Linked DNA regions of Mus musculus: region 1 is linked to region 2. Evidence: chromatin loops called from intact Hi-C (ENCODE). Cell type or tissue: heart. All regions are shown on one strand. Links, peaks and the distances in the headings refer to the core of each region. The heading gives the core; the rest is flanking DNA. Region 1 overlaps Nprl3 (nitrogen permease regulator-like 3). Region 2 holds the start of Hbq1b (hemoglobin, theta 1B).

Region 1 (5,371 bases), core at 107-5,106, 50 kb after region 2:
GGTGTTCCATGCTTACTTGGTACAGGGCCCCGTGGCTCTTTATGTTTTGCTGACATGTGCCTCTGTCCTTCAGCCCGTACCATGCCTTGCTACTTCTCAGTGACGAGAAGTCTCTGCTGAGTGAGCTTCCCATTGACTGCTCCCCGGCTCTGGTGCGGGTGATCAAGACCACGTCTGCTGTGAAGAACCTGCAGCAGCTAGCCCAGGATGCCGATCTGGCCTTGCTGCAGGTAGGCCTGGGCACTTGGAGGAGTGGGAACAAGAGGCCTCTAGGTACATTTAGGGAGGCAGCCTATGGGGGATCAGGAAAGCAGACTGCCTGCCATGCTGAGTCCCTAATGTCTAGCAGACAAATAGATACTACACGTCCTGCCACAGATGAGGGTAAGGAGGCTTGGGGTTCTGGTATCTGGTCACACTTAGAGCCACGGGACTGATGTCTTTCTCTGTTAAGCAGAGGTGAGGCAAGCCTTGGGAGAAAGGAGAGAAGTGTCTCCAGCAAAGGCCTGGAGAGCAGCTTGGGAAGTAGTAGTGCATGGTGGATCTTCCAGCTCAGCACAGGCTCACACTGGCCTATGAGCAAGCATGTGGGAAGTGAGAGCGAGGACTTGAGTGGTAATTTAACCTACTGTGTGGCTTCTATTTTTTGCACATTTTCCTACCTCTCCTTTAAAAAATTTTTTTCTTTAAAGATTTATTTATTTTATGTATGTGAACACACTGTCATTGTCTTCAGATGCACCAGAAGAGGACATTGGATCCCTTTACAGATGGTTTTGAGCTATCATGTGTTTGCTGGGAATTGAACTCAGGACCTCTGGAAGAGCAGTCAGTGCTCTTAACCACTGAGCCATCTCTCCAGCCCCCTTGTTTTCGTTTTTACTAAAATACATGTCTTTAATGATGAGACATGCAGAGATGCAGCCTTGTTTTGGAGGACAACTAAGTCCAATCAGATGTTCAGAGCAAACCTTCCCTGCAGGACTGCGGGTTTGCCTCTTTCCATCTCTGATGCCATGGGGCTAGGATCCAAGTGAGGTACGCTCCACATGGGTCCCTTTTGTTCTGCTCCTTCTCCCCTTTTATCCAACCCAGCCCTGGAGTCATCAAGATACCCTCATTCTTGTGGCGGAAGACATGTGGCAGAGCTGGAGAGACAGCCCCTTGGCAAGTGTGTGTGGCAGCCCTTTGGGCTCAGAGAGAAGGCCTGTAGCTGAAGTGTAGAGGAGGAAAAGCACAGAAGAAGCTGGATTCAGGGGCCTGGAGTGTAGACTGGGTCACCTGTGCCAGGGCTGTGGGTGCAGGACCCAGGGAATGAATGCCAGTATCCTCACCTGGTAGTGCTATGCACCCTGAGGCCACCAGAGGGTAGCAGAGGCCTACCCAGGACCTCAGTTTGCTCAAAGGCCAGCCTTCTCAGTAGAATGAAGCGGCCACAGCTCTGACACCTCTCAGGTCCCTCTGGCTAGGCCTCCTGGCTCTGTGTGGGGCTGAGAAATGGGTTGGCATCACTGGAGGTTTTTGCTTTGTGGGCCCATTGGGCTGCTTTTTCCAAAACCCTTTCTCTTTTCAGGATAAGTTTATCCCTTCTCTATCTCTGACTCTTCATAGGCTCTGTGAGAGCACCTAGCATATGCTGCCTGTGTAGTTCAACTTGGCATCCTAAGCTGGACAAGATTCAGCAAGGAGCTCATTGTGCTTCCCTCTAGTATCAAACACAGAGGTTTGAATGTGCTCACTGTCCCTGAACGCCCGCAGAGAGGGGCGGTGCTGCTGTTCTGAGGAGTCTGGGCTGCTATTTTCACTTCCTACCCCACGTCTAGAAAGGCTTTACTAAGAGGCTGTTTGAAGGAATCTGTGCTAGGACTGTGCCTGACTTCACTGTCACAGTCCTTTGATAAAGCTTTGATGTCTCTTCCATTTCCTTGTCTAGGTCTTGACTGGGATCAGGGAGGAGGGTGTTTCCTTCCGAACTAACTCCCTGCTGAACCTGATTTAAATCAGAGTTTACTGCTGGCATGCCCGTGTGAAACCCTGTGAGGTCTCACCCTGGCCATTCTCTGCAACTCACCTCACTATTTTCTGTGACTGCTGTTTCCTGTAGATGTCTCTGGGGAGCAGTGATCCTAGGGTGGGGCTGAACCTTTGGGGAACACCTGCCTCAGGAGTGAATGTCACACATGATACAAGGCCACTTTGATGGGCCTTGTGGCCCACTTGTGTGATCTAAGCCCTCAGATGCTAATGGAGAAAGATTTTTTTGTTTGTTTGTTTGTTTGAGACAGGATTGCTCTGTAGCCCTGGTTGTCCTGGAACTTGCTATGGTATCTTGTGTATTTCCTGGTATCTGAGACCTCAGGAGAACAGAATGGGAGGATGGTCTCTGGGGAAAGCAGGGTGCATAGGGGCCTTTGAGTATGCAGGGTCAGGTAGGATGAGACTCCATATTTTATGACTTTGGAGTATGGTGCTGGTGTCTGTGGACAAGAGAATGCTGTGCTTCTGCTGGAGCCGTCCAGCCCATGCTCCAAGCACTCCAGTGTCCCTGTGTTCATGTGCCTACTGCCTAGCAAAACCGTGGTCTCCAAGTTTAGTCCTTCGATCTCTCCTTGGTCTGCAGGTCTTCCAGTTGGCAGCTCACCTGGTATACTGGGGCAAGGCTGTCATCATCTACCCACTGTGTGAGAACAACGTCTATGTCATGTCTCCCAATGCCAGTGTGTGTCTGTAAGTACCAGTGGCTGCCAAAAATCTGGAATCTGGAGCTAGAAAAGCCCAGCAGGACCTTTTAATGGCGAATGGCGCCCCCAGTGGCCAGGCCTCAGTGGCTTTGAATCCATGAGGCCAGATCTCACTATATCCTGATGCTGCCTGCCCATATCGTGCTCAGATGCAGATCACAGTCTGGTTTGGTGTTGCCCATGGTACAGCCATCTCTCCTTGGCTGAAATCAGAGGGGTTCTGTGGTTCCTGCCACGTCTTAAGGGACAGTATAATTCTGCCATCTGAAGGCCTGTTGCATCACCATACTATATTCTGTTGTCATTATGCTCACCCAGATGGTTGCTGTGAGTATGGGAAGGGCACTGACCATGGCTGTCTGCCCCAGGTACTCCCCGCTAGCTGAACAGTTCTCCCGGCAGTTCCCGTCCCATGACCTGCCATCTGTCCTGGCCAAGTTTTCCTTGCCTGTTTCTTTATCGGAGTTCAGGAGCCCTCTGGCTCCCCCTGCACAGGAGGTGAGTCATTAGAGCCCCTGTGTAGCTTACAAGGTAGACTGGGTATAACTGCCTGCCTAGTGGCCCCTGATTCAAAGGCTCTTAGCATTGTTTACCTTTGTGCCATGGTTTGGGGGATTTACTAGCAAGCACTGCAGGCTTCCTCACCATGGGCATCCTTAGGACTAGGACTGGGACTGGTTTATGTTTGTCAGAAGGGCATTAGCTTTTCCTGGGCTGGCAGGATTCCCTGTGCTGCCTCTGGGGCAGGGGCTTCTCACAGGTGGAGGTACCGACAGCTTTGCTCTCACTAAGCCTGGGCCCTGTTTTCCAAGGCAGTTCAGTTCCTGTATCCCTTCCCCTGGGGGCTTAGGAACCATGGGATCTTTGTGTGGAATCCTATGTTGCTGGGCCTAGAGTCCTTTTCCTAAGAAGACCTACAGTGTCAGGCTAGGGTTGAGTCTTGGATGGGGGCCCTGAGTCAGGACAAAGGCTGGTGGCAATTAGAGGCTGGTTGTGGTGGGGGTGCTTCTCAAGGTGTGGGGGATGAATTTGCAGTGGGCTGTCAGTCACTTCTCACTGCCCCATGCTCAAGAGATGGTGAGATGGTGACTTGGAGTCAGAGCAGCTTTGCCCCTTCCCTGTGTTAAGTGCTTTGAGCTCCGAGGGAAGCTAGGGAAAGAGCACAGGTGTCAGAGACAAGCTGGGTGACCTCCATGGTTTATCTTCAAAAGCAAAGTATTTGCTTTAATAGCTGCCAGATACACTGGGCAAAACCAGTCCTCAAAATCAAATACTTCCCCTTCTCAAATTGTGAATGGGAATAAGATCCTGGGTTTTTAGCTCATTTACATGCTGAGTGTGCCAGAGTTCTAAAGCTGCCTTTCACTGAGCCCTTCGTTTCCAGGAAGGGAGCCAGGAAGATGAAAGATGCACTTTGCCTCTGCACCTCCCTCCTCTCCCCCAGGCAGCTCTCTGGGGGGGAGGGCTTGGCAGTGCTCCCATCCCAGCAGAAACTTCCCAGTTGTCTGGATAACGGCTGATCTTCCAGGCCGTGTCTGAGCAGCTGCTTCAGGCCTTGTCAGGGGCCTGGGATAGAGCTGTTTGGTTTGCCACATCCCAGAGACATACTGTCTAATGCTTATAATGCTTTTGTGTTTTATTTTTTACATTTTGTGTTACAATACCTTCAATTCTTTAGAATTCTATTTGGTTTTGACCATGATTAGTATGTATAACTTCCTCCCCAGTAACCCAGCCCCCTTCCATGAGTGACCTGGGCAGCAGCTTTTCTGGGCCTCTCAAAGATGTGAGCACTGGTTCTGTGTTCACACACCTTGCTGCTTGGTGTCTGTGCCTGAGAGATACTTAAACATTGGTGCTGGGTACTACCTGGCACTGGGCTCCATTGCTGTGGCCCAATGCTCATAAGGAAGAGCCATTGGCTTCATGTAGTAACAGCAGGTCCCCTTCCTGTTTCCAGTTGGAATCACCTGTCTTCTTGAAGTAAACTCTGAGGTAGAGCCAAGGACTCACATGACAGTTTCCTCTCTGAACTCTGTGTGGGCTTGCCTAGCAGTGGACTGTCTGACAGCAGCAGGTCTTAGTGGCAAGGACAGATCTGGCTCTAGGGAAAGTTGGCTCAGAGAAGGGAGGAAACCCAGGCGTGTGTTGGGAGTTCTGGCCCTACTGTTTTCCCTGGGGTATGCTGACCTTGCAGAGCTACCCAGCAGTTGAGGGTCCCTTCTTCCTAACAGGAGGCCTTCCCGTTTAGGTACTGGGGCTGCTAAGGACCATGTCTCTCTTATTCCCCAGGAATAGGAATCTGTTCTTAAGGCTTGAGTCAGGGAACCAGCCCATCTGCTGACTTACTTTGCTCACTCACAGACCCAGCTCATCCAGATGGTGGTGTGGATGCTGCAGCGCCGGCTCCTCATCCAGCTGCATACCTATGTTTGCCTAATGGCCTCACCCAGCGAAGAGGAGCCCCGACTGCGAGAGGATGATGTCCCCTTCACAGCCAGAGTTGGTGGCCGCAGCCTCAGCACACCCAATGCTCTAAGCTTTGGCTCCCCAAGTAGGATCCCCTTCCAGGACATCTGTCTGGTAATGGGGGGCTGGGAGACTTTGGTGGTGACATCCAAGAAGCCTGG
Region 2 (5,371 bases), core at 302-5,301:
ATGTGAGTATCTACATCGAAGTTTGTGCTGTCGACATAGAACTGTATCTGTAGATGAGTTCGGACTCTTGGTGACTTTGGGTGAATGTAGTGCTTACTAGTCCCCACTGTGTGTTAGGAACATCAGTTAATCCTATTTAGTAAATTTGGTGAATAAGCCATAAAAACAAGACATGGAGCAGTACTTCCCCAAGACCTCTATCTCATTTCCCCGGTCAGGCTCCTTCCTGCCTTGTGTTTTGCCCTGAATTCTCGTGTCTTTTCTAATTTACAGCTGTAAGATTAAATAAATGCTTCCCCCACCCCAAGTCACTTCTGGTCATGAGGTTTTATCACAGCAATAGAACCCTAACCAGGACAACTGTCTAAAACATACCCAGTAGCAGGCAGGAGAAGTCCCCTGTGAGCTGCTGGTCAAGGGAATCTGAGAGACTCCAAAAACAACATGCGCTCTTGCTTTTCCGTTTTTCTGTCTCCCAGAGAGTTAAGGGAAGTCCTTAGTGATGGAGACACCTTGCGCTTTGGACATGGGACTCAAAAGACTCATGCTGGATCTGACCTGAAGGCTTCCTCACTGACGACTGGCCTTCATTGTACAGAAAGGTGCTATGCAAAGTGCCGAGGGAGGCGTGCAACCAATGGTTCTACAAAGCTCTCCCTGCTATGAACCAGAGCAATGACCAGCATGGCGAGATATGCCTGGGGGCGGGAGGGTAGGGGTACTCATTCTTGGCAGTAACCAACAGCTGCCTAATTGGATGTAAGCCTGCTCAATGATGGCGGGTGGGGGGGAGTCCACTCTGTCAGTGTTTTTCCCATGTCATAGAAGTTTGTCATGCATGTGCCATAGTAGGAGATGATCTCACAGCTCCTTCTACTTTCTCATACCGGACAGTTTGCCTCATGTCCAGAAAGAACTGAAGGCCTGACTAATGGATGTTCAGGGCATGTTCCTTAGCCTGAGAGGTAGCCAATGTGCAGGTTAAAAAAATCAGTTTTTTTTTTTTTTTTTTTTTTTTTGCCATGAATATGATAGACCTTAAGCAGCCAGAAGAAACTACCTGCCTTCTCTGAAGTCCACTGAAGGTAGGATTGGAGGGCCCAGTGCCACCTTTCTACACGACAGGCTTTGGTGCTAGACAAACCTTATTCTAAGATATTGAGTCTGGCATACAGTGCTTTAACTCCAGACCTCCTGACACTGAAGTCCCTAATACACATACCCTGGGCATGGCAGGGTTGGGCAGGCAGCAGTTCAATGATTAAATGTCTCTAGGACAGTGCCCAGTGTGTCCTGGACATCCACTGACACCCTCATTCAGCATTATCAATACTGTGAATCCCATGTGGATCCAGGCAGGTGACTGCCTTGCAAATAGGACCAGGCCTAACCCATCTGGATCTGAGCAGAGTCTAGAGAATGACCAGAGTGGAAGCCCAGGAGAGGGTGATGACTGGGGGGCACACACCATTGTTTTGAACATTGTCACTTATGCTGACTTGTGCCCTCAGTTTCCATCACCTTTCTGAGAGACAAAGCCACAGTTCTGTAACTGATGTGGCCAAGGCTAAAGGCATGGATTTGTACCTCGATGTCATAGGACCCAACAGCGGAGACCCCTGAGCTTCCTCTGTTGCTTGAGAATATGTGAAGGTGCTAGGACTGATCCTCCAGCTGCAGTGGGACTCCTGGTACCACCCAACCCATGACCCTTTGGAAGTGTGGTCTATAAAGCCTTCCTTTCTACTCTGTTCTCGCTAGGCAGCGAGAGCCAGTTCATTCACTGTGGGCATGTCTCTTTCCTAGTTAGCTACAATTTGTGCAGCTTGGAGCACTTTGACACAGGAGACCCCCCCCCCTTCCCATCTCAAACACAGAACACAAACAAACAAAAGGTCAAATAAAAATAAAAAGAACCCAGGTTGAAGAGATGGCTCAGTGGTTAAGAGCATTGACTACTCTTTTGGAGGTCCTGAGTTCAATTCCCAGCAAGCACATGGTGGCTCACAGCCATCTGTAATGAGATCTTATGCTTTTTTCTGGTGTGTCTGAAGACAGCGACTGTGTACTCATATACATAAAATAAATAAACCGAAAGAAAGAAAGAAAGAAAGAAAGAAAGAAAGGAAGGAAGGAAGGAAGAAAGAAAGAAAGAAAGAAAGAAAGAAAGAAAGAAAGAAAGAAAGAAAGAAAGAAAGAAAGAAAGAAAGAAAGAGAAAGAGCCACTCTGGAGCCAGGTATGGTAGGTAAACCAAGGTGGGTGGGGATTGGGGGATGGTTTGGAGAAAGGGGTGGAAACAGAAGGATCAGGAGTTCAAAACCAACCTATTTTTTAGTATGGATTTGAGAGACCAGCCTGGGTTACATGAGAACATGAAATTTATCTCAAAGGCAAAAACACAATAAAACAATACAAACAAGGGATGGCTGCCTCCCATATGAGATCTGAGACACCAGCTTATCTGTACTTTCAGTCTCTTGGAACCTTGTTTAGGAGTACTGGACGCGGGGAGTATATTTCTCTCGTGCCCCTCTGCGTCCAGGACAACAATGCAGCCCTGGGGAGGTTTACTCAAACATTGTGAGCTTTAGGAAGGGCATGGGTGGAGACTATAGAACCCTGTATCCCCAATTCAGCGATATTTGGAGACCAGTGCCGAAGTCACGTGACCCAGAAACTTGTCCAAGGAGGCATGCATCTCTGGGCTGAAGTCTCCAGGATAGTGCCTGGCGAGAGTCACCAGCAGACAGTGGCTGAAGAACTGAAGAAAGAGAACCGCCACGCCTTGCCTTAATTTCTCCCCTACACCAAGCCTTGAAGGGACCCACATCTCCAGCAACCCGGGGTGAGCTCAATACAGGACTCACCTGGAAGTTAGCAGGGTCCACACAGAGCTTGTGCGCATGTAGATCACTGAGAGCAGACAGAGAAGCAGGCAGGTCGTCCAGGTGCTGGGTAGCGAGAGTCAGTGCATCGGCCACCTTTTGGGCATGGGCTTTAACCTGGCTAGAGCCTGGCCTCAGGTCCAAGTGTGGGAAGTAGGTTTTGGTGGAGGGGAAAGCCACGAAGGTCCTGTAGGAAAACAGGGTTGGGCTCAGCCGGACCCGGAGGTACAGAGAGCCGGTCTTCGCCCCGCAGTCCGTTGGAAGATGAGCCCGAGGGCGTACCTCTCCAAAGCCTCGGTCGCGTAGATTCCGACATTGCTGCCCATCTTCTTCCAGAGCGCAAGGACCAGCCACTGATCATCCTGGGACCGAGCCATCTTCAGTGAACTGAGCCTTGCGCTCTGCCCGCTGGCTGAGCTCAAAGACGTCCTGAAACACAAGAGGCCGCCAGGGGGCGCTGCATCGTTCCAGGATGCCTAGGTGTTCACAGATTCTGGTTCAGCTTTGAGCCCTCTGTTTCCCTGGGCTCCCCCTCCACGCCTTACATTTTAAAGTGTTTACTGCATGCACATTGGCATATAATATGTACTATCGATTACAATGGATTTTAGTGTTCATTTGGCACTGTCGGCTCGTCCTGCCTCCCGAGTCGTTCGGAAACTTCACAGGTTTTCCTTTCTTATTCATTATTGAAAAGGACTGAGTGTCAGGAGCCCGTACCCATACTTGGTCTTTTTTTTTTTTTTTCTCCTGGAACACGTCTCCTTTCGTTAAATATCAACATAGTTAAATCTGCATTTAAAGGGGATGGACAGATGGCTCAGCAGTTAAGAGCACTAACTGCTCTCCCAGAGTACCTGGCTTTGGTTCACAGCACAAACATGCCTGCTCACATTTGCCTGTAAATTCAGGTCAGGTAGATCCAAGCCCTCTTCTGTCTTCCACAGTCATACAAGAGATGCACAGATATCCATGCAGCCCAAACACCCACACGTGTGAAATAAAATGAAAGAGATTTAAATCTACATTAAACACCCCTTTCAATCTGGGTCTTGTGGCACAGGTACAGGTTAATCTTAGCACTTGGAGGCAGATGTAAAAGGATGTCTGTGAGTTCAGGACTATCCTGGCCTACATATGGAACTCCAGGCCAGCAGTGCTACATAATGAGACCCTGACTCTGCCTAAACCACTTCAGATAAAAATCCCCTTTAATACATTCCAACTGTGGGGGCTGGAGAGATGGCTCAGTGGTTAAGAAGATGGGACTGCTCATCCAGAGGTCCTGGGTTCAATTACCAGGAATTACATGTGGCTCAAAACTATCTGATGCCCTCTTCTGGTTTGTCTGAAAACTGCTACAGTGTACTTACATAGTTAAAATGAATAAATAATTCTTCAAATAAATAAAATCTAAGTCTGTTTCAAAAATATATTCTTATCAGAGCTGTGAGAATTAAGTAGATGAAAAATATTATATGCCTGGATCATAGGGCAAATTCCTTTGGGGACAATGACCTTTAGAGTGCCTATTATATATCTCAATAATGACAGCAATGATGACACCCTCGGTGAATACATCATCATTACATGAAAGATTCTGTTCTTATTTGGGTTTTTGTGTGACTATGGTCAAGTTCCAATGTTCTGGAACTAGAGGCATGTGGCTCAAAGTCCTGTGCATTTTAGACATGTTTGATGGGTATACGTCAGTGATGTCATATTCTTCCACAATGTTGTGCAGTCTTCACTATAACCATTTCCAGAACTTTTACTAACTAAAATAGTACCTCTAGCCCACTTGCCCGTAACCATCCAACACCCACCAAAAGGCTCTGTCAACCAGGAGGCTACTTACTGTCCCTATAGATTCCCCCAGTTTTGATATTTTACAAACATGAAGCCATGCACTGTGTGACCTTTGTCCTGTTGGTTTCTTCCACTTGACATTTTTTTAAGGTTTATATCCATTGTATGAGAAATTTACTCTTTGCTGTCAATAGTTCAAAAATATTATTTGTGGGTGTATAGATGTCCCTCGGTCAGTAGAGTTTTTAATATGTATGTATGTATGCATATACATATACAACTCTGAGATCAATTCCCAAGCACTGCATAAACTGGGCATGAAGGCACATATCTGAAATATCAGAACTCAGGGGTAGAAACAAGAGGATCAAGAGTTTCAGGGCAGCCGGGCAGTGGTGGTGCATGCCTTTAATCCTAGCACTTGGGAGGCAGAGGCAGGCAGATTTCTGAGTTCGAGGCCAGCCTGGGCGACAGAGTGAGTTCCAGGATACCCAGGGCTACACAGAGAAACCCTGTCTCGGAAAAAAAAAAAAAAAAAAAAAAGAGTTTCAGGGCATCCATCCTTATCTATATAACGTTTTTGAGGCCAGACTGTGCTACATGAAATTCTATCTGAAAGAAAGAAAGAAAGAAAGAAAGAAAGAAAGAAAGAAAGAAAGAAAGAAAGAAAGAAAGA

What was found. A loop is a pair of places that touch in the nucleus more often than their neighbours do. Peaks named below come from ENCODE experiments on the same cell type or tissue, not always from the same donor. Only the 100,000 strongest peaks of a DNase experiment are listed, where the experiment ranks them.
Region 1: a loop joins it to region 2, with 2.2 times the contacts of the local background. A loop is called at or near these places in 4 of 42 quality-filtered maps.

What each region holds. Positions count from the first base shown.
Region 1 is chr11:32,234,656-32,240,026 of GRCm38, reverse strand. It overlaps Nprl3 (nitrogen permease regulator-like 3), which reads left to right. Exons shown (of 13, transcript NM_181569.3): 8 at 74-230; 9 at 2,621-2,727; 10 at 3,110-3,239; 11 at 5,106-5,295. Among named protein-coding and RNA genes, the nearest start is that of Mpg, 11 kb to the right of the region's middle. In heart, for the core only: a CTCF peak has its summit at 2,814; DNase peaks (open chromatin) are centred at 1,286, 2,796 and 4,216; H3K27ac peaks cover 399 bases.
Region 2 is chr11:32,284,905-32,290,275 of GRCm38, reverse strand. Hbq1b (hemoglobin, theta 1B) reads right to left here and starts at 3,312. Exons shown (of 3, transcript NM_001033981.3): 1 at 3,169-3,312; 2 at 2,869-3,073; 3 at 2,364-2,762. The coding sequence starts at 3,263. The coding sequence ends at 2,634. In heart, for the core only: CTCF peaks have their summits at 3,330 (motif pointing right) and 4,217 (motif pointing left); a DNase peak (open chromatin) is centred at 3,325; H3K4me3 peaks cover 220 bases; H3K27ac peaks cover 1,157 bases; H3K27me3 peaks cover 949 bases.